Regions from separate parts of the Homo sapiens genome. Here regions 1 and 2 are each linked to region 3. The links are chromatin loops, found by intact Hi-C in ENCODE. Cell type or tissue: A673. All regions are shown on one strand. Region 1 has its middle 76 kb from the start of CYBRD1. Region 2 overlaps HAT1 (histone acetyltransferase 1). Region 3 overlaps DYNC1I2 (dynein cytoplasmic 1 intermediate chain 2).

Region 1 (8,000 bases), 110 kb after region 3:
TAATCCACACTTCCAACCACAACATGATTTTTGCAGGGATAGGGTTAGGCTTGGGCTGACTAGAGATTTTCTTCAAAGAGCCTCCTCATCATCAAGGCCCTTTGGAGTTTAGAATGTGTGTGGAAGGGAAGATGCCAACGCGAAGTGTGTGAGAACAACAGAAGGAGGAGACTTTCTTTTATTTTTATTTTCGAGATGGAGTCTCCCTTAGTCGCCCAGGCTGGAGTGCAGTGGAGTGATCTCAGCTCACTGCAACCTCCGCCTCCCAGGTTCCAGCAATTCTCCTGCTTCAGCCTCCTGAGTAACTGGGATTACAGGCACGTGTCACCACGCCTGGCTAATTTTTGTATTATTAGTAGAGATGGGATTTGACCATGTTGGCCAGGATGGTCTTGAACTCCTGACCTCAGGTGATCCACCCACCTCTGCCTCCCAAAGTGCTGGGATTACAGGTGTGAGCCACTGTGCCGACGTATCTTTTAATTTTTAAAATAGAGATAGGGTCTCACCATCTTGACCAGGCTGCTCCTGAACTCCTGGCCTCAAGTGATCCTCCCATCTTGGACTCCCAAAGTGCCGGGATTACAGATGTGAGCCACCACATCTGGCCAGAAGGAGCAGACTTTGTCCAGAGAATTTTTAAAGAGAAAAAAAGCTGGTTAAAAGTGGGGATATCTGGGGCAGAGCACTTGGGAAGGTTATGGAAGCTGGAGGCCAAGAGGCGCCATCGCAGAACAACACAAAAATTCAGGTGAGGTGAGGAGAAGGGAGAGCAGCTTTGGGCAGCACAGAAGGCAGCAAATACAGAAAATTATAAAGATCAAAAACCTGAAATCCCACCATCCAAAGACAGCCACAAAGGTATTTTGGTAAACATCTTTCCTGATATTTCCATATTCAATCACGTGCTTTAACATTCTTTAAATCAATTAAAAAAAAACAAAAACAAAAAACAAAACAGGGTCTGGCTCTGTTGCCCAGGCTGGCATGCAATGGTGCGATCATGGCTCACGGCAACCTCTGCCTCCCAGGCACAAGCAATCCTCCCACCTCAGCCTCCTGAGAAGCTGGGATTACAGGCACGTGCTGCTATGCCCGGCTATTTTTTTTTTTTAGTAGAGATGGGGTTTTGCAAGAGCCTAAGTTGCCAAGGCTGGTCTCAAACTCCTGGGCTCAAGGGATCCACCTACCTTGGCCTCCCAAAGTGCTGGGATTACATGCATGTAATCCGTGCCCAGCCCACATCAATCTTGGCTAGAGGAAACAAAGGGGAAAGATTACTTATTTAGGACATGGACATCCATGTGTGCTGCCTTATTGCTAACATGCTCACAAACCACTAGAAAGAACTTTTTCAGAAACTTGAATTGCCTCTGTCAGATTCTCCAGAATTTCTTTTCTTCCTTCCTCCGTCCCTTTCCTGGGCCACCTCCTCCATAGGCACCTGTGTCACTGTCAGAAAACATAACAGAGCTTGTTTCTCTTGGGACCGCATTGTGCTTTAGGGGTTCTAGCCTAACCTTATCTTTTTCCTTCAGAGCAGTGTTTTTCTTGGGTATCTCTATGGAACCCATCAGGAAAGCTCATCTCTTGAGTACCCAGGAAGCTAAGAGGGCAATAGCTGGCCAGAGTAGATCAGGGAAAGGCAAGGGAAAACTCTATGCTCACCACTTAGCTTACTCCTACAAAGTGTGTGCAGCCCATATCCAGCCAAGTTATGACTTGCCTTTGAACAGTTAACTGAGCATGATACTGCCTGATTGAAGGGTGTGGAAAGGAAACCAACATTTGGTGAGCTCCTGCTCTGTACTCTGTACTAGTTACTTTTTACATTATTTTATTCAATCTTAAAAAATGCAGAGAGACAGCATTGGTATTGTTGACATTTTGCAGATGAAGAAACTAAGGCACAGGGAGGCTAAATAACTTGTCAAAGCCACCAAATTCCTAAGTGGCAGAGCTGATATTCAAATCCAGGTGTGATTTATCCAGCTCAAAAAATCATCATCCTTCTCGCTGGGTAGAAACCCTGTGGTCAACTAGAGAGTCCAGATCTCTACCTTTGTTCTTGCTTTGGGTTGCTGCTGCTATCCAATACAGAAGGACTTTGGCCTTGAACTGTAAAAGTCGTTCTTTAGGGTAGGCATTGCCATTGCCTGATGTGTTAGTCCAGGTCCTCTGAGAAGCAGACACCAAGATGGAATTAAATGTGCAAAGATTTTATTAAGAAAAATTCTGCTGTGAGAGACATGGGCAGGAGGAGAAGGCTGAGAGCCGTCAGATGGCAATGCAAGTCCGATCTCAAAGAAGAAAAGGAGGGAAGGTTGGATGAAGCATCCTGGACCACTGAGCAGTGTAAGGAAGGTTTGGCAAAAACCTTCAGCCATAAGAGAAGTCCCACATCTCCAGGAATGAGCCTGCCTTATTATCCCCTCCCTGCTCAGTTATCGGCTGGGAGGCGCGACGGGCAGCAAGGGTCTTAGTGCAAATGCTGGGACGGACAAAAAGTGAAAGACAACCCACAGAAGGTGAGAAAATATTTGCAAATCATATATCTGATAAAGGACTTGTCTCCAGGGTATATAAATAACACAATTCAATAATAAAAAGATAAATAACTCATTTAAAAGTAGGCGAAGGATCTGAATAGAAATTTCTCCCATAGACATATACCAATGGCCAATAAGCATGAGCAGATGCTCACCATCATTAGTTATTAGGAAAATGCAAACAAAACCACGATGGGATACACGTCACACTCACTAGGATGGCTATGATAAAAAAGAGGGACAATAACAAGTATTGGTAAGAATGTGGAGAAATTGGAACCCTTATACATTCTGGTGGGAATGTTAAAGGGTGGAGCTGCTTTGGGAAACAGTCTTGCAGCTCCTCAAAAAGTTAAACATCTATTTATTCTGTCTTTCTTGTATAAATTATACCTCAGAGCAATCAAACTATTGATGAGTCATTGTTTTCTTGATAGATTTCAGCTAATAAATAAAGAAGGAATGATAGAAATCGAGTCTTATCATTTTGCAACTGCTCTCACGTACGGGTACAGACAATGATCACCAATGGGCTGCTAACATTACAGACAACCAGGCATTGTGAGCCCCCTAGTGGAAGTTCACCATGTATGACATACTGTTGATAAATAATCAAACCTGAATCCAATACAGTAGACACTAGCCACGTGTCTATTTCCATTTCAGTTAACCTCTATGTGCTGTCCATTATGGTGGGCACTAGCTGCTTGTGGTCAACTTTAAATTAATTAAAATAAAATAAAAATAATTCAATCCCTCGGTTACACTAGCATAATAGCCACATGTGTAGATATAGAACATTTCCATCATCACAAAAAGTTCTATTGCACAGGGCTGAAAATCTACCCGTTTATAGGAAGTACAGGGGACTAAAGAACATAATTCACACAGTGTAAGGATTCTATCAGCAGATCTAGGATGTGGGAAACTTTATGGGACAAATGACCCAGTTCTTTCAAGAAATAAATTACAAAGGGGAAAAAGGAGAGAGGAAAGAACTTCAATTGAAAGAGATTGAAGAAAAACATCATCAAATGCAAAGCGTGACCTAATTTGGATCTTAATTGTAAAACTCTGAAAAGCATTAGGGAGGCAATTTGGGAAATTTGAACCTTGGATATTTTATGGTCTTAAGGAAACATTGTTATTTTTTAGTGATATTATGGTTATGTTTAATAAAAGAGTCCTTATCTTTTAGAGATACATTCTGAAAGGTTACAGGAGGAATAGTCTAGATTTTTCTTTAAAGTAATACAGCATGGAAAAACAGTTGACTAGGGTATAAGATTTGCCATAATGTTGATAACTCTTGAAGTTTGAGACTCCATTAAATTGTTCCCTCTATCTTATGTTTATGTTTGACATTTTCCATAAGAAATGTTTTAAAAATTACTGGTTTTAAGTTTATTTTTATTTTTTTTCAGACAGGGTCTATGTTGCCCAGGCTGGCCTCAAACTCCTGGCCTCAAGCGATCTTCTCACCTCAGCCTCCCAAGTAGCTGGGACTACAGGTGTGCCACCATGCCCAGCTAAGTTTATTTTTAGAATCATAAACTAGGCCTGATTTTTTTGCTGTTATATCTTTTTTAGTCTCCATGTGAGAATGTTTGAAGCATAGAAGTAAATGGTTAAGACAGACAGGTGCGGACCAGGGAACAGGCTGGCATGTTTGGGAGATGGCATGCACAGCATCTGGCCACTCTTTAGGTGCTCATTAGTAAAATGTATGTGTCTTTCAAATAATTACTATCTTGTTAATAGGAAGTTTTAATTCAACTGAATAAATTCAATTCAATAAATTTTCAGAACAATTTGATAAATGTCTCATGAAGCCAATGTATAATAAAGTATTTTATCATTTGAGCACTTGATCTGTGCATAACACTCCCCTGGAGTCTGTGGATGATCCAAAAGAAAAAATAGGGAAAACTCCTAAAAAAATTATCTGGCCTTGTTAGAGAGGTAGGATTTATATGTATAGAATAATTATAGGAAATGACTAGAGGATTTCTGAGGATGGTTTAAAAAAAAATAAAAAGGAGAGTTGAAAAGGGACTTACAAAAAAAAAGGTAGCCCAAGGTTTTGCTCTAATCTAATGTTGTTGATAATGACAGTGTAAGATCTCAGAAAATGATAACCCAAAATGAAGACCTCAGAAGCAGCTCTCTCTGACCTTCTTCTCGCCTCCTGTCACTGGCCTCTCATTCTCCCCCAAGGCTAGCTACTGAAGAAACTCTTTGGCAAGGTGCATCTCAGAAACCAAAATCCATTTCCCCTAAAGCCAGCCATAAAACCTAAACATATTATTCTAACTCCACTCCTCCACCCACATCACCTTTCTGTGTAAAAACTGGCCATAAAGAAGCAATTTGACCTAGTTTGTCTGATTGTAGGTCATAAGATCTCCCCATTCCAGAGAGGGTCCAGCCCCATACCCAAGAGGAAGGAAGGCTGCACAGAGGCCAAGAAGAACCTAAATAGAGGCCAGGTGTGTTGGCTCACACCCGTAATCCCAACATTTTGGGAGGCCAAGGTGGACGGATCACCTGAGGTTGGGAGTTTGAGACCTGATGAAACCCATCTCTACTAAAAATACAAAAATTAGCTGGGTGTGGTGGTGCGCACCTATAATCCCAGCTCCTTGGGAGGCTGAGACAGGAGACTCACTTGAACCCAGGAGGCAGAGGTTGCAGTGAGTGGAGATCACACCACTGCACTCCAGCCTGGGTGACAGAGTGAGACCCCATCTCAAAAAATAATAATAATAAATTAAACATAAATAAATAATAAATAAATAATAGACAGGCCTTCTTGGGTTTCCCCACTCAGTCTATTATAGCTCATAGCCTTTCCGTCCACATTTTGGTGAACCTAAGCATGAAAGTAGACAGTTTCATCCGTATCTTTGGGTCTTCATTCCGAAGGCTCCTGTGTCATGTAAAACTATGGTCAAATACATTCATATGCCTTTTCTCCTATTACTCTGCCTTTTGTCAGTTGATTTTTGCAAACCTTTAGGGGCCACGGGGAAGTTTTCCCTTGGCTCTTATAACAGCTAACACAGGGCTTAGTACACAGCCAGCCTTTGTATGAGGCACTCACACTTTACCTCATTTAGGCTCATATTCTTGGGCAGGAAAATCGAGATCATAGTGGCCTGTATATTTTTCTCCCATATTTTAACTGTAGACACCAGGAATATCACTCCTCAAGCTTGCCTCACTCAACCTGAGCTGGTCTTTGCACACATACACGTGCCTGTGAGGAGGTGGTGGGGGAGTATGGGGAGACTGGGAAGATGTAATGGAAGCAAGACTCACCCAAAGGAAGCCCTTGGGCTAACTCACTATGGTGAGACTTGGTGTGAACTGGTGAGCTGAGCCAATGTACTTTTTTCTCTAGGGAAACTGATTTGCAAATACAGAAGGAATTATCTGCCTGGAAGAGGAGAGAGAAGGGAGCAAAGGCATAAAGAGCAAGAAGCTGAATCACATTAATGGCTAAACGCCAGCAGAAAGCTCCTGTGACTCAACCTGACTCTCCATTCTGATTTTTCCAAGGTCTAGTTATTTAGATTTTTCAAGTCCTCTTTGCACATTTATTCTTTTATAGCTAGCATGAATTTCAGAGTCTTAGGACTCAGATATGCAAAAATGTTTTTCTAATTCAAACTGTAGCATTTAGTTTAGACTCAGTCTCTTCTGGGTAAGTAAACATCAACTATGAAATTCTCCCTTCCTTCTTCTCCTTCCTTTCTCCCTGGAGAGATATGAATTCCCAGGTGGAACACAATGGGAGTGTCCATGGAGTGCTGGCATTAGGAGGAGCTCTGGTCTGAGCTTTGCTCACCCTCCCCAAGGGACCCACATGGTCCTAAATGATCTTTCTACCACATGCCTGGCTGATGGCTCTGACCCCAACAGCTCTGAGGCTGGTCCCATACTCTGCCTCTTCCTCCTTCTGTGGCCTAAATAGTCACCTCCACTTTCTCTTGGAGGGTCAAGGGCTCTTGGTTTTGTTCCCTGGACCATGCTGGCATTCACTGGCTTTTGAGAGGATTTCCCATTTTATGGAAAATCTAGAATCTGCCTGGACCTGTCCCTCAGCCACCACAGTCTGTTCAGGAACTGTTGAAGGTGGCACTTAAAATATATATATTTTAAATTTTTAACTTTTATATTAGATTCAGGGGTACATGTACAGGTTTGTTATATAGCTAGACTCACATCATGGGGGTTTGTTGTACGGATCATTTCATCTCCCAGGTATCAAGCCTAGTACTCAAGTGTCATTTTCTTTCTTTCTTTTTTTTTTTTTTTTTTTTTTTTTTTTTGATGGAGTCTTGCTCCGTCGCCCGGCTGGAGTGCATTGGAGTGATCTTGGCTCACTGCAACCTCCAACTCCTGGGTTCAAGCGATTCTCCTGCCTCAGCCTCCTGAGTAGATGGGATTACAGGCACGTGCCACCATGCCTGGCTAATTTTTGTATTTTTAGTAGAGATGGGGTTTCGCCATGTTGGTCAGGCTGCTCTCGAACTCCCAACCTTGTGATCCGCCCGCTTGGCCTACCATAGAGCTGAGATTACAGGCATGAGCCACTGCTCCCAGCTCAAGTGTTATTTTCTCTGCCGTTTTCCTCCTCCCATCCTCCACCCCCAAGTAGACCCCACTGTCTGTTGTTCCCTTCCTTGTGTCCACGTGTTCTCATCATTCAACTCCCACTTATAAGTGAGAACATGTGGTTTTTGGTTTTCTGTTCCTGTGTTAGTTTGCTAAGAATAATAGCCTCCAGCTCCATCCATGTTCCTGCAAAAGACATTTTTTATGGCTGTGTAGTATTCCATGGTATATATGGACCACATTTTCTTTATCCAATTGGATGCAGCACTTTCTTTCTTTCTTTCTTTTTTTTTTTTTTTTTTTTGAGACAGAATCTCGCTCTGTCACTAAGGCTGGACTGCAGTGGCATGATCTCGGCTCACTGCAAGCTCCGCCTCCCGGGTTCAAGCAATTCTCCCTGCCTCAGCCTCCCAAGTAGCTGGGATTACAGGCACCCACCACCACGCCTGGCTAATTTTTGTATTATTTAGTAGAGATGGGATTTTACCATGTTGGCCAGGCTGGTCCTGTACTCCTGACCTCAGGTGATCCACCCGCCTCAGCCTCCCAAAGTGCTGGGATCACAAGCGTGAGCCACCGTGCCTGGCAATGCAGCACTTTTCTATGAAACCTGTGCTCTCCCCAACTGCAACACTGGGGATTGGGCACAGCCTTTCTGTCTGGGTCATCACTTCCATGAGTCTTTTCAAAAGATGTGCTTTACTGTTTCTTCATTTTCTAGTTCATTATTTTTTTCCCTTATGATTCCCATCCTTCCACTTTCTTTAGGTTTATCCTATTGTTCTGTTCCTATTAGCTAAATATTTGGATGCTCTTTTAACGACATATTTG
Region 2 (8,000 bases), 250 kb before region 3:
TCAGCATTTTTTTTTTTTAATAGGCAGGGTCTTATTATGTTACCAAGGCTGGTCTCAAATTCCTGGCCTCAAATGATCCTCCTGAGTCAGCCTACAGAGTAGCTGGCATTACAAGCACAGAGCAGGAGGTGTTAATAAAAGCAAAGGTCAAGGACAACCAGATGAAAAAATCATCAGTGTCTGAATAATCAAGTTTATTGTATTGTAAAATTCAGAATTATGTTTCCTTTAAAGATGGTGGCTAGTAGAGATTTTATAGGCATCTTAATTGTGACTGAAGAATTTTAGGTGCAACTAGAGCATTCAGCTTGGAAAAGTAAAAGAATGGATGATTAAAAATTAATGTAATGACATAATCCTAATAAGAAATAACTTCTAAGCAGATGTTATGGCTGCTGACCATCTATGCAGTATGATCTGCAAAGCCCTAATATATTAGACTCAAACCTAACATCCAAAATAAAATTTTTTTATTGTTTCCACTTAAACCTATTTCTTCTATAGTTTTCCCAGTTAACAGTACCATAATTGAACTTGGGCAATGGGGTTCTCGTTTTTTTTCTTCATCTGTCACATCTAATTCAACAGCAGACCTCCAAAATGTTCCTTACTCTGACAACTAAGTCCAGTGTCACCTCTAACACTGCAATGTTCCGGTCTCTTCTTTCACTTTTGCCCTATACAGTGTGTTCTCTGCACAGCAGCCAGAATCATATTTTAAAAATATAAATCACATTGTTTATGACCTCCACCTACTTAAGAATGCCTCTAAAGAATGCCAACTACTCTTATTTCTTGCAAACACCTATCACAGAACACAAGATCCTATATGATGATCTAGCTTTGCATCCCCTTCAACCATCTCCTACCCCTCTCTCCATCACCACAATGATTTAACCCTGGTAATCTTTCTGGACTACAAAAATGCCAAAAATGCTGTATTTTTAGAGCCTTTGTATCTTAGTAAGCTTTACCCTCAGATTATAACATGGCTGGTTCCTCCTTTATCATTCAGAAATGAGCAAAATGTATCTTCATAATACTGCCTGAATTTAATTTGTGTATTTACTATTTTGTTTACTGACTGTTCCTCTTGGCTAGAATGTAAGCTCCATGACTTTGTCTGCCACTGTATCGCTGGCATCAACAACACAGAAGGCACTATGGAATGAACACTCACTGCAAACTGAGATAGAAGAAGCAAGCCCATGACCCACATATCCCCTACCCAATCGTTTTTAATAAGGGGAAAAAAGTCTTTGTTTGAATACGCAATATAAATGATCTTTGACCACAAAGCAAATAAGTAACTCTACAAAGAGACATTATAAAAGATTGATTCCTTATTCCTAACACAGTATTTCTAAATGGAAAAACCTAATTTTCAAGAATGGAACAATTAGATGTCAATGCAAATACACAGCTATTTTCACTGCATGAAATATTTAAAAGATTTATCTATAACTAAATCAATAGTTCCTTTGGAAGAAATCAATTCAGTGCTATCAGCTGCAACTGTAAAAAACAAAAACCCTCCAACAGTGGGTTTACACACAAGGAAAAACATCACCTGCATTTTTAATAAGAATATCTAGCTGGGCTTGGGTCTGGAGAATTTAGCAATCTACATATTTGATTATGAAAAAACTCTATTTTAATAAATGTGTTAAATGCTAGTTTATCTAAGATTACATCTTTTCAAACATCAAACCACTACAGTATTACTCAGAATCACTTTTGTATCTGCACAATTTCAAAAGTTATCCTGGGAAACAAACTATATAAAATAAAACAAATATTAAATGTAGTTACATATTATTTATCTGGCAAGCTCAGTCATCTCAAACATGGCTGGGAAGTGGGGAAAAACACACAAAAAAACCAAATAGAACTCAAAATATTTCTAATACTAAAGTTGAATAATGAATATGAAACTACTTCAGATCTTTTTCATGCTATGCACAATTCATATTATATGAAACTATTTCAGATCTTTTTCATGCTACGCACAATTAGTTTTATAGATGGGGCATAGGGTTGGCAAAAGAGGTAAAGTCAGAAGTTAATGTCAGTTTAAAGTCCTGAAAAAGTTGGTGGCATTGTTAATGTTTTAGGAACTGCTACTTCTGCAAAAGAAAGTTATGACATACAGTATGAAGTAATCAGATTCCATCAAGCTTACCAATATGGTATTTTTAACCATAAGGGGTTTGCTAGTGTGAAGCTCCTTACAATGATAGCAGTAAACTGGGAGCACATGGCATAAAACACAGGAGAAGGCTGGGTACGGTGGCTTGTGCCTGTAATCCCAGCATTTTGGAAGGCCAAGGTGGGAAGATTGCTTGAGGCCAGGAGTTTGAGGCCAGTCTGGGCACTATAGCAAGACCCCGTCTCTACAAAAAATTAAAAATTAAAAAAATATTTTTTTTAATGAGGGGGAAAAACACATGGTCAAAAGGGGAAAGATACCTATGTAACAAACGTGCAAGTTCTGCACATGTATCCCAGAACTTAAAATTAAAAAAAAAAATAACGGGAGAGAGAGAGAAAAAGCAGTAAGCCCAAGAGCCTGGATCCTCTTAGAACAGGTCATAAATATTCCTAACATCTTTTAATCAGGATATTATTATATATTATGCATAATAACACTAAATAATCATCTCCTAGTACAATACTGATTATTTACTAGTTGTATGACTTTGGGCAAAACCTTTAAATATAACAAATCCCTCAAAATTTAAATAATAAAAAAGGGCCAAGTAAGTCAGTTCCAGTAATGAGAGGAGGTTTTAACCAAAAATATAGATGGGGCATAGGGGTGGCAAAAGAGGTAAAGTCAACAGTTAAAATCAGTTTAAAGCCCTGAAAAAGTTGGTTTAATTGTTAATTCTTTAGGAACTGCTACTTCTGCAGAGGAAAGTTATGACATACAGTATGAAGTAATATATTTCATTTTCCATACTTGTGTCTAGCACAGTATTACCAACAGTATATCAGATATAATTTACTAAAACTTGCTGGATTAATAAGTGCAAAGAAAAGAGATTTTGCTATAAGAATTAACTTTCAATTTTATAAATATGATTTAGTGACAAAATGGGATTTAATCTTTAAAAAAATCAATGGTGAAGTTTCAATGCCCTTAAATGAGGAATGCTCGGAAACAGAACAAGCCTAAAATATAATTTTCTTAAGGCCCTCAAAGATTCATGTCCATCCCACATGCAAAATACATTCATTCTATCCAAACATTCCTAAAAGTCTCAACCATTACCATATCAACTCAAGCCCAAAATCTCATCTAGATATAGTCAGTTCAAAAGTCACACCTCTCATCATAGGTAAGACTGTGGGTATGATACATCCTAGGGCAAAATTCCTCTCCATCTATGAACCTGTGAAATTAGAAAACACAGTATCACTTCCAAAAGACAATGGTAGGACAGGCATAGGACAACAGTTATAGAATCTCTCATTCCAGAAAAGGAAATGGAAGGAAGAAAGGAGCCACTGCCACCAAGCAATTTCAAAATTCAGCATGGCAAACTCCATTAGGTTTCAAGGCCTAAGAATAACTGTGGCCTGCAGCTCCACCCTCTGGACCCAAAGCTTTGCCCTCAGAGTCATTCTTCCACTTTCTTTAAAGGTAGCACATGTTGGCAGCTGAGCAGTTTTATTAGCCTGTTTCCTGCCTGTGAAATTTGGAGAGTTCATACAGCCTTCCTTCATTTTGTCCTGTCAATCCAAGCTGCACTATAAAGTTTTAATTCTCAAAACCCTTGAGTCGCCTGTGTACGTCATGAGGGTTCATACCATTAGACAAGAGGGTCCTCCACAAATGTTCCCCAGATCTACATTCCTAGCTTTTTGCTGAGACAACTGAGGAGATCCATGAGTCACGTGCCTAATCCCTTCAGCACTAGCAAAAGGTTATCCTGTCACACTCACGGCTTTCTCTCCAGAACACACTTTCCACCTTCCTGACAATGAATATCCTAACTAGTGTCTTCTACAATCTGGATAGGTTAAGAATTTCCCAAATCATCAAGTCCTGTATCCTTTTTGTTTAACAGTTCTTCCCTCAATTTATCTCTTTCATCACTTTACTATAAGCAGCCAGAAATCAGGCCACACCTCCAATACTTTCCATGAAAACCTCCTCAGCTAAACATCCAAGTTCATTGCTTACAGTAAGTTCTCCTTTCCACAGAACTGCAGGACATAACTCAGCTAGGCTTTCTGCCACTATAGAACAAGGATATCCTTTTCTCCAGTTGCCAAATACATGTTCCTCATTTTATTCTAAGCCCTCACCAACCAGAGGCAGTTCTTTTGTTTGTTTGTTTGTTTTTTGGAGACAAGGTCTGGCTCTGTCACTCAGGCTGGAGTGCAGTGGCACCATCTTGGCTCACTGCAACCTTCACCTCCCGTGCTTAAGCCAGTCTCCCACCTCAGGCTCCAGAGTAGCTGGAACTACAGGCACACACCACCACACCCAGCGTGTGTGTGTCAGCGTGTGTGTGTGTGCATGCGTGCGTGTGTGCGTGTAGAGATGGGTTTTCGCCATACTGCCCAGGCTGGCTTGAACTCCTGAGCCCAAGTGATCTACCTACCTTGGCCTCCCAAAGTGCTAGGATTACAAATGTGAGCCACTAAGCCTGGCCTTTTTTTTTTTTTTTTTTTTTTTAAAGACAGGGTCTCACTGTCACCCAGGCTGGAGTGCAGTGGCATGATCATACTTACCTTACTGTAGCCTCAACCTGCTGGCCTCAAATGATCCTCCTGCCTCATTCTCCTCAGTAGCAGAGGCACTTTTTTTTTGAGACAGAGTCTCGCTCTGTTGCCCAGGCTGGAGTGCAGTGGCGCGATATCGGCTCACCGCAACCTCCGCCTACCGGGTTCCGGTGATTCTCCTGCCTCAGCCTCCCGAGTAGCTGGGATTACAGGCATGCGCCACCATGCCGGGCTAATTTTTGTATTTTTAGTAGAGACGGGGTTTCACTATGTTGGCCAGGCTGGACTCAAACTCCTGACCTCGTGATCCACCTGCCCTGGCCTCCCAAAGTGCTGTGGGATTATAGGCATGAGCCAACGCATCCAGCTCATGTTCGTGTTTCTACCAAAACTAAGTTTATGACTATATATATATTCTCTAAGATGATACAGGTGTTCTCTCCTACACTCCTAGCTTCATTCTGAGCCCTAACCAACAGTCCATTATTTCCTTTATTTATTTATTTATTTATTTTTGAGATGGAGTTTTGCTTTTGTTGCCCCGGCTGGAGTGCAATGAATGGCGCGATCTTGGCTCACTGCAACCTCTGCCTCCCAGGTTCAAGTGATTCTCCTGCCTCAGCCCCCCAAGTTGCTGGGATTACATGTGCCTGCCACCACGCCCGGCTAATTTTTGTATTTTTAGTAGAGATGGGTTTCACCATGTTGGCCAGGCTAGTCTCAAACTCCTGACCTCAGGTGATCCTCCCGCCTTGGCCTTCTAAATTGCTGGGATTACAGGCATGAGCCACTGCGCCCAGCCCATATTTCCTTTAACATCCATATTTCTACCAACAGTCCATTCAAGGTAATCTATGCTTTTTCTATCATGCACCTTCAAAACTCTTCCAGCCTCTACCTATTTCCAAAGACACTTCTACATTTTTAGTTATTGGTTATAGCAGCATCCCACTTCCTGGTATGAAAACCTGTATTCGTTTCCTGTGGCTGCTATAATAAATTACCACAAACTTGGTGGCTTAAAACAATATTTATTCTCTTACGGTCTGGAGGTGTTCTGAAATCAGTATCACTGGGCTGTAACCAAGGTAATACACTCCCTCTGGAAGCTCTAGGAGGGAATCTGTTCCTTTCTTCTTCCAGCTTCTAGTGAGTAAGCATTCTTTGGCTTCTGGCCATATCACATCTGCCTCTGTGGTCACACTGCCTTCTCCTTTTCTGTCATCAAGTTTCCTTCTGTCTCCCTCTCATTAGGATACATGTCATTACATTTAGGTCCACCCAAATATTCCAGGATAATATCAAGATATTTAATTACATCAGCGAAGTGCTTTTTGCAATATGAGGCACCATTCACAGGTTCCAGATATTAGGACATGGATATCTTTTGGGGGGAACCATTATTCAGTCTACCACAGATGCATACTCATCTCTCTCTCTTTTTTTGAGATGGAGTCTTGCTTTGTCACCCAGGCTGGAGTGCAATGGCGCAATCTTGGCTCACTGCAACCTCCACCTCCTGGGTTCAAGCAATTCTCCTGCCTTAGCCTCCCGAGTAGCTGGGATTACAGGCATGCACCACTGCGCCCAGCTAATTTTTGTATTTTTAGTAGAGACGGGGTTTTGCCATGTTGGCCAGGCTGGTCTCAAACTCCTGACCTCAGGTGATCCGCCCACCTCAGCCTCCCAAAGTGATAGGATTACAGGCATGAGCCACTGTGCCCGGCCTCATCTCTCTCTTTACCTTTATCCCCTTTTGATACACTCACTTTAAATAGTTTTATAATGTGATCAGCTTGATCATCCATGTATTCCATCCATAAAGGAATATATTAGCAAAATTTGTGGGATTAGAAATGCAGCAAGAGAAACTTCAATAGATTCCACACTAGGTAAAAGTGGAAAATTTAGCTATTTCCCTCCATCTTCTTTGACTTATAGGAAATAACCACAATAAAAAACAAAAGTTGGCAAAAAAATAAAACTCTGATCACAAAGGCAAAGATTTTTATGAAGAAGGTCCATGCAGGAAACAGAACAGGATCATGATCACAGGATTAACTGTAATGACAGGGAGGCAAATGCCTCCATAACTAAAGACTGAGTATATGATTTTATTTAATTAATTAATTTTTTTTTGAGACAGTTTCACTCTGTCACCCAGGCTGCAGTGCAGTGGCACGATCTCAACTCACTGCAACCTCTGCCTCCCAGGTTCAAGCAATTCTCCTGCCTCAGCCTCCCAAGTAGCTGGGATTACAGGTGTGTACCACCACGCCCAGCTAATTTTTGTATTTTTAGTAGAGACGGGGTTTCACCATGTTGGCCAGACTGGTCTTGAACTCCTGGCCTCAGGTGATCCGCCCACCTTGGCCTCCCAAAGTGCTGGGATTATAGGCGTTAGCCACCACACCCAGCCTGAGAATGTGATTTTAAAACTACCATGTAACAGATTCTCTCTTCCCTCAAACCTTAATTTTTTTTTTTTTTTTTTTTTTTTTTTTTAAGAGACAGGGTCTTGTTCTGTTGCCCGGGCTGGAGTGCAGTGGTGCCATCATGGCTCACTGGCAGCCTCAAGCTCCTGGGCTCAAGTAATCCTCCCACCTCAGCCTCCCAAGTAGCTGAGGGTCTCACTATGTTGTCCAGGCTGGTTTCCAACTCCTGGGCTTGAGATCCTCCCACTTCAGCCTCCAAAAGCACTGGCATTATAGGCACAAGCCACTGCACCCAGCCCAAACCTTTAATTTTTAGAAACTATTTGTTTATTGTTTGTTTGTTTTGTTTTTGAGACAGGGTCTAGCTCTGTCATCCAGGCTGTAGTACAGTGGCATGATCTCAGCTGACTGTAGCCTCTGCCTCCTGGGCTCAAGCCATCCTCTGACCTCAGCCTCCTGAGTAGCTGGAATTACAGACACATGCCACCACGCCCCACTAATTTTTGTGGTTTTTTTGAGAAATGGGCTCTCACTATGTTGGCCAGGCTGGTCTCGAACTCCTAAGATCAAAAGATCTGCCCCCCTTGGTCCCCCAAACTGCTGGGGTTACAGGTGTGAGCCACCGCACCTGGCCTAAAACCTATTTTAAAATAAATTAAATTGGAAAACAGTTTAAAAAGTATTTCTGTTCTTACCTCTACACAGTCAAAGTTCTCATCAACTTTAGATGCATATTCAACACGGAACATTGTTGACAGGCTACCAGCAATATAGTATAACAGGATCTTTAGACCCTTGTAACCAAAAGCAGTTTCACTGAAATGGAAAAAA
Region 3 (8,000 bases):
CTTATGTCTTATTAAAAGGTGTGTTAAGAGATTTTCTTGGTGAGGACATGCAACTTCCTGGCCCAAAATAAGCATTCTTAATCAGCTGTGGATTTTGACTACCTATGTTTAATTTCATTTCAGAAGTCAAAAAGTACATTTAATACTCACTATTTTGTGTGTGTGTGTGTGTGTGTGTGTGAGAGAGACAAAGAGGAATAAGTAGTAATACTTTTCCCAATATGATCTTTGAAAGAAAGCTGAAATCTTACTGAACTTTTGAAAAGCAAGTCCCAACATGTATGCAGGATCCTAAAACAAACACGAAATGTAATTTTACAAGGAAGATGCAAGTTCAGGAATGCTTGACAGTAAACATTCTCAATGTTGTCCTTAGCAGTTATTCCTTACTCTTGACATTTTATGCATTATTATTCTCTATCTTAATTAGCAGAACTAATGACTTAATAGAACAGAATTGAACTGTTTAACAGAATTGTTTACATTTTCAATTACTGAATGGGGAATCAAGCACAAGAGAGAGGTTTTACACTATTTACACCCAAAACATTCACGTAATAACCAACAAAAAGTTTAAACAGAAAAATCTAAAAGCATTAATATCTCTATTTTTAATATAAAATAATTAGCATAAAACCGGTTGACTATTTAGTACTAAGTTAATTAAATGTGACAGTTAAAATATTATTAAAAAAAAACAAAGAAACCTTTTTTTTCTCCCAGTGTCCAACAGAGAATTTCTATGCCATTTTAGATTTTAAAATGTTAGGACTAACTCGACACAACTATTTAGAGTCCCTTTAAAGTATCAACAGTATTTGGGCACTGAATGCATTCTATCATTAAAACATTAAAAGGAAAATTACTGTACCTAGATCCCACGGCGCCATCTCCAGAGTCTTGGCTTCCAGCTTCACTTGGAGTGCTCACAGATTTGGAGGATGGAGACATAGGAGGAGGGACTAAATAGTGAAATAGACAGGTATCCGCTGTTACTACACGGAGAGGTTGCTCAGCTTATGACGTTTCAAAAATAATTTAATGAAGTAATTAACAAAAAAGAAAAAAACAATGGCAAACCAAAAATCAAAAATATATGAATGAAAATGAACAGCAGAAAGAAAGGGGAAAAGACAAAAAGTTAACAATGCATGCTGAAGATTCATGCAATTTTTCTGGCAAAATGCATTTGAGCTTTATAATTTTTTTAAAAAGGCAAGATTATGGAAGGATGCATCTTCATCTCATCCATCACCAAATGTGGCCACTAATTTTCAAAGGAGAGCATTCCTTCTCCCCCTTGTAACTTTTCACTTTTAATATCACCAGATTATAAATATTATTTACAATTGCTGCCAAAATTCAACTCTGAAATATGTTTCATTAAGTTATTTAATCTCTAGTTTCTCAAGATTTATTTTAAAATATTAACTTTTGTCTAATAATTTTTTCTTTCAAAAAGTAATGTTTAAAATGATTTCACTGCCTCCCCCCCAAAAAAAGATATCAATTTAGAGAAATGACTGCAGCTAAAGGAATGGCTCCTTTAAAATGTTCATTAGTTTCCAGCAATTTGGGTGAAAAATGCAAACAGGCAATAAAACAGCATGCCTTCTAGACATTATGCATAACATAAAGTGATGCATGCAAATAAACAAGGCAAGACTTATGGGAACTTCCTTACCCCAGTATTCAGAAAAAACTGAAGTGTACAGACAAAGATACAGACACCCAAAATATTCTTAATCCCTTCTTATAGAAAAATACACATTTTTCATAGTATATAAAATAAACAGCAAGTGCTTTCCCCTAGATCCTCAACTTTTAACATTATATAACAACAGCTGAACGTGCACATTTCATGCTATGACATTTGTAAAACTTTTTGATTACCGTTGCAGGGAGTATAGGAGGATCATCACTGCCATCTTCTGGTTAAATTTTATCATAAATGTCCCCAATCCCAAGTATCTTTTCAAAATAATTTTTCAGTGTATGATATTAAGTGACTAATACAGTTTATGTTGAGCTGAAAGCCCTTCTTTTAACAGTCTACTGAAAAGAAGGCAAGTTCCTAGTTATATAGGAACTAAAGAAATAAGTATTTAATTAAAAGTCTGTGTTTTTTAGGATAGTCACATTCATTGAACCTTAAAATTATGTCTAAATGTTTATACACGCTGCAGTAAAAACAGTGGGCTTGGTAATCTATCAAAATGTATAATATATTATGATGGCTCACATCTTAAACATAAGTATAAAACTGATCATCCTTATTTTTTCAATGGTAAATTCTAATTGACACCAATAAGATTATAAGAAAAAAAAATCACAACTAGAATATTTCTTTCCTAAGATACAGTGGCTAACTGCTTAAATTTCAAAGGACTATAAAAACTTCATCAATGTTTCTAATATTGTGATTAAATGTGTCAGAAACAACTATAAGACCAGATAGCTTCCTATAGTTTACATGTAGGTGGCACTGTGCTAGGTGCTGTATGTATAATTCAAAGTACCTAAAAATGATTTTCATCTAAAGTAGAAGAATATTAATGTCCCTTAATTTATCTTAGGTTACATTTCTTCATTTTTTGTCCATCTTTCACTGTGAGGCTTCCCCTAGTCTAAGTCCCAACTGATATAGGACTAGAGTAATACTTAACAGTTGTTTGCCTACTGTGCTGTAAACACAAATAAATGTTTATTAAATTATAGTGAGGCACCACAATGTTTTCAAGATTTTTAAAGAAGAAATTTTGTATGCTTTAAATTACATACCTAATTTCATACTCAGAAAAACAATTTTTCCAAGTGTACATATCAGAGGTTGGAGGAAAATTAGTAAAATTCCCATCAATCTATTTGTGATGAACTACAGAATTCTTTTTCAGTTTAACATGCTTTTCCCCCTTTCTGATGATTTCAAGTATCAATGACTCCACTGAACAAGTTCAACAGTATTTTACTTGGTTAAAGACTACATTTTTAAAAAATGTTAATCAAAATTCTTTACAGAAACAGGCTAAATACTAATTACACAGATAAACAGATACATTAACAGCCAGTTCTGAAATAAAAGTTTCAGAAATAAAAAATAAAAGGGTGATGCTACCATATTATCACAGTTTCTTAGCCAAAGCCAAAATAAATCACAGTGACTTCACATTTGTAATTATATAAATATCTCCATCCCAGAACTATCTTCTTTCTCCCAAATATAGGTTCAAGCCAAATGATGGAAAAGACTCTATAAAGGACTCTTAGCTATTATCTGAGCCACAGCTACATTTTGCAATAATAAATAATGTATACCACAGAAGGGACAATCCTAGAAAAAAATTACTATCATTACAAAAGGAGGAATATTAATTTTTAAAAAGGGGAATGATAGTGTTATTTGGTAACTGCTACATTTTAATCCAATTAATCTAGAAAAATCAAAGAATACTAGAATTATGCAAGAAGGCAAATACCACTATATTCCCAGACTTCAATAAACCCCTGAGAACAAATGAATGCATGCATTCAGGAGGCCAAAACAAAACAGAAACACTAATCAACTCACAGGTTCTCAAATGTAAGAAAAGACTCACTTCTGGAATTCATTTTTAAAGACAGTTTGTAAGTCTAATCAGCCTTGAAAATAACATAAACCATTACTAATTAATTTTTGCCAAGTATCTGAGATATGATCTGCTTAGTAAGAACAGTGATTCAATCAGATTACCTTTACTCCACAGTTCTGCACATAAACAGCCTAAAACAGGTTTTAAATGGTATAAAGTAAAGGAATTAATATAAACATAGGTGAATATGTTAATGAATTTCAGCTTCTTAGAAGTTTAGAGCACAGATACCTATTCTCTTCTTTGACAACTGTCACAGAAGAAAAAAAAAAAGAAAAAAAAAAAAAGCTAAACCATGGCAGTCACTGATCATGTAGGTAATGTGAGAAAGACTGTACTTCTTTAACTATCCAGGACAAAAAGGCAATCAAGAAAGCCTTTCCTACCAGCTTAGACCTTGTCCTTCCAAGGATATAAAATTAACACTGCTGGCTTCTGGCCTGTGAAGAAACAACTAGAATATTTTTAGACCACAAAGGACCTGGGAATGCACCTAGATTTAGAATTAGCATTAAGTCTGGGTCAACCACTCAGAACTACACAGAAGTCTCAAGGGCAAAGGATGGCACATAGCTGAATTATTTTTCAAGTAGAAGAAAGCCTCTGGCAAGAAGGGGTTTTTATCAGGAAGAAAGACCTGGAAAAGGTAGAAAGCTAAGGAAGGTGAATGTAGGGAATGGGAGTGTTGGTAGAAGACTGTGAAATGGAAGGAGTGAGCTTTTGGGATGCGTGGAACCCAAAGTTGTGAAGTCTCTTCTAAGGTCATCAATGATACTCAGTACTCAAACACAGTCCACGTTACAATAATGCCCCCTTCTGGACACAAGTGTTCTTAGCCCGGAATATTAAAATTTAAATAACTACCTATTTTTCATACCTTACTTTTTTTTGACCTTCTGAAAGATGTTACTTTAAACCTTAACTCTCTGAAATATTAATTTCTTCCTTCCCCTTGCTCTTTCTCTTCATAATGAGGTTTAAATATCCTCTACTAATCTCTCGTAAGAGTTTCATTTCCTTTATTCTCCTTGTCAATGTGATTTAGAGCATTACATTAAAAAAAAGAAATTAATAAGTGAAAATAACATTTTAGCTCGGGTGTGATGTGTCATGCCTATAATCTCAGCACTTTGGGGGACTGAGGCAAAAGGATTCCTTGATCCTAGAAATTTGAGACAAGCCTGGCCAGCATAACAAGACTCTGTCTCTACAAAAAATCAGCTGGGCATGGTGGCGCATGGCTGTAGTCCCAGCTACTCAGGAGGCTGAGGCGGGAGGATTGTTTGAGCCCAGGAGGTCAAGGCTGCAGTGAGCCATGGTTGCACCACTGTATTCCAGCCTGGGTAACAGAGTGAGGCCCTGTCTCAAAAAATAATTAAATTAAACAATACGATTTAGTTGTTGTCCTAAAGCAGAATGGCTTTAATTCGCCCTTACCAGGCGGTAAGACATGACCTAGTAATAATGGAACAAAAATTTAGGTGTCTAGCCTGTGATGGCACCAGAGGTAAAAATGTAAGTAATATATTCTCCTTGCTCTCAAGAATCTCTAACAAAAAGTCATCAAGTTGCCAAATAATTAAGAATCTACCAGTAGGCAGGGACAGTGACTCATGCCTGTAATCCCAGCATCTTGGAAGGTCAAGGCAGGAGGATCGCTTAAAGCCAGGAGTTTGATACCAGCCTGCACACTCAGCCTGTAGAGATGGGTGAGTCCCCATTTCTACAAAAACAAAAAAATTAGATGGCTATGGTAGTGTGAACCTGTAGTCCAAGCTACTTGGGAGGCTGAGGTGAAAGTACTGCTTGAGCCTGGAGGTAGAAGCTGCAGTTTGTGCCACTGTACTCCAACCTGAACAACAGAGTGAGACTGTTTAAAAAAAAAAAAACTACCAGCAAAGAAAAGTTATGAGAGGTTTGATTAGCTGTATCTCTTTTTTCTTTAAACCAATTGTTTTTAGTAGGAAAAAAAAATCCACTTTAGGAAAACAATAGATTGATTTTTTAAAATAAACCCAGTGTTTTTATACTTCTATGCTTTAAAAATATTTAATAAGGAGTACATTCTATATTGAAAAGAAAAACAAGTATCCATCCTAAGTCATGATACAAAATAGATTTTTTACTGTGGTTTACTGTCAAAAAAGGTTTGAAAGCCATGGCCTTCATCCGTATCCTGTATTTTTCAGGCCAAATTACAAATAAATACTGGACTTGTAGGCATATGTTTTAAGGATTATGAAATGCACTTAGCCTAATTTTCTAACGGTAATGAGATCTTCAGAAAGCCTTTAACCCTTCACAGGTTCCATTATAATGGTAAATCTGCCAACAAGAAAGGGAAACATCATTTAGAAATAAGAACCTCAAAGAAAGGAAAAGATGTAGATCTAACTTGGAAACTTAAATTCTTAAATCTAAATACAGTGTTAACCTTTTCTGGGAAGGAACAGCCAACCCTTTGTTCATAGCTATTTGGAGAAACTGGTAATTCAACTGTTAATCAGCTCATGCTGCTTTGATAAACACAATCTCACATGCCTACACATTATTGAAAATTTCAAATAGATATCATAAGCTAAATAAATTAAAGCAATGACATTTGGCTTGTTTTTCAAAGCATATTTATTTACTGCTCCCTACAATGTTCTATCTTGACCAGAATTGAGTCTCCACTCTTAATTACTGACAGCTAAAAACTCTGAAGTCAAATAGTTCACAACAGATAAGCTAATATTTAATCAAGAGGAAGATACTATTCCGCCCCACTCAGAAAAACCTTTGTTGAAAATTATGCCAGATAGTATACTCTGTAAAAAATTTTTTATTAATAATCTATTTATAAAATGACTGGAGATAAAATATGCTACCTTCCCCACTGTCTTATAACTAATCCAAATACTCAACAAAGTTTAAATCATATATAAAATGTTCTTCAAAACCTTTCTATAGCCAATCATGTTCACTAGGGACATTTTTATTTTAAAAAGTAGCTACTTAACTAAATTATCTCTCCATGGCTTAATTTAGTAATAACATTAAACTAACAGTATGAAGTTTAATGGTATCTTTCTTCCTTCTCCCTTTCTCTCTTGTATCTACACTCATAAACAAACAAAAAAAAAGTTGGCATAAAGAAAAACAGCAAGGGGCTGGGCACAGTGGCTCACACCTATAATCCCAGCACTTTGGGAGGACCAGGTGGGTGGATCACTTGAGGTCAGGAGTTCGAGACTAGCCCGGCCAACATGGTGAAACCCCGTCTCTACCAAAAATACAAAAATTAGCTGGGCTTGTTGGCAGATGTCTGTAATCCCAGCTACTCAGGTGGCTGAGGCAGGGGAATTGCTTGAACCTGGGAGGTGGAGATCGTGCCACTGCACTCCAGCCCGGGAGAGAGAGCAAGACTCCGTCTCCAAAAAAAAGAAAAATAGCAGGGGAATGATCTCTTTTAAAGTTTATAGTCTAAACATGCCCATTCAAGATGAATATAAAAATACAATACTAATACTACAATATTTACCCCAGCAAAAAGCTTGTTTTTGAGTTCAAATCCATTAAGATAAAATCAGTTTGTTATTGGCTACAAATGGTTTATCAAGACATATTTTTTATTTTAACCAACTTTTCTCAGAGTCAACTCTCAAAAATCAGAGTCACCTAAGACAGGCTATAAAACTAGGATAATTGGCCAGGCACAGTGGCTCACACCTGTAATCCCAGCACTTTGGGAGGCTGAGTAGGGTGGATCACGAGGTCAGGAGATTGAGACCATCCTGGCTAACACGGTGAAACCCCATCTCCACTAAAAATACAAAAAATTAGCCGGGCGTGGTGGCGGGCGCCTGTAGTCCCAGCTACTTTGGATGCTGAGGCAGGAGAATGGCGGGAACCCAGGGGGTGAAGCTTGCAGTGAGCCAAGATCACGCCACTGTACTCCAGCCTGGGCGACACAGCAAGACTCTGTCTCAAAAAAACAAAAAACAAAAAACAAAAAAACTAGGGTAATTGAAAGCTGGTTATAGTTACGATTAAACAAGCCAGTCTTTAGTCTCTACAGTAGTTTGGTTTAGTGACCCATCTAAGACACTATCCTGCTTAAAACTCTATTAAAATGCCTTTCATCACTTATAAGGCTACGATTTTTTTAAATGTTGAAATCTCTCAGAAAATCCCTCAAAAATTTGTGACTTTGATTTATGGGTAAATTCTCTGTGAATGTGGGCTGGACTTAGTGTTTCTCTTCCAATGGACAGAATGTGGCAGAGGTGATGCTTTGTGACTTCCAAATCTAAGTCATAAAAAGGACAGTTTTCTTCTGACTCTCTTTTTCTCTTCGATTGCTCACTCTGGGAGAACCCAGCTAACATG

Evidence for each region. Hi-C counts contacts between places; a loop is a spot of excess contacts. Peaks named below come from ENCODE experiments on the same cell type or tissue, not always from the same donor. Only the 100,000 strongest peaks of a DNase experiment are listed, where the experiment ranks them.
Region 1: it touches region 3 in a loop (4-fold over the local background); 15 of 110 quality-filtered maps call a loop at or near these places.
Region 2: it touches region 3 in a loop (2.3-fold over the local background); 2 of 110 quality-filtered maps call a loop at or near these places.

The regions. Positions count from the first base shown.
Region 1 is chr2:171,594,049-171,602,048 of GRCh38, reverse strand. No RefSeq gene overlaps it. Among named protein-coding and RNA genes, the nearest start is that of CYBRD1, 76 kb to the right of the region's middle. In A673, a CTCF peak has its summit at 3,121 (motif pointing left); a DNase peak (open chromatin) is centred at 3,108.
Region 2 is chr2:171,952,866-171,960,865 of GRCh38, reverse strand. It overlaps HAT1 (histone acetyltransferase 1), which reads right to left. Exons shown (of 11, transcript NM_003642.4): 4 at 7,865-7,985. Among named protein-coding and RNA genes, the nearest start is that of HAT1, 34 kb to the right of the region's middle. In A673, a CTCF peak has its summit at 3,587 (motif pointing left); DNase peaks (open chromatin) are centred at 3,625 and 5,905; H3K27ac peaks cover 830 bases.
Region 3 is chr2:171,700,249-171,708,248 of GRCh38, reverse strand. DYNC1I2 (dynein cytoplasmic 1 intermediate chain 2) reads right to left here. Exons shown (of 18, transcript NM_001378.3): 4 at 1,685-1,702; 5 at 872-962. Among named protein-coding and RNA genes, the nearest start is that of DYNC1I2, 17 kb to the right of the region's middle. In A673, CTCF peaks have their summits at 1,959 (motif pointing left) and 4,451 (motif pointing left); DNase peaks (open chromatin) are centred at 1,648, 1,878 and 4,418; H3K4me3 peaks cover 1,910 bases; H3K27ac peaks cover 5,707 bases.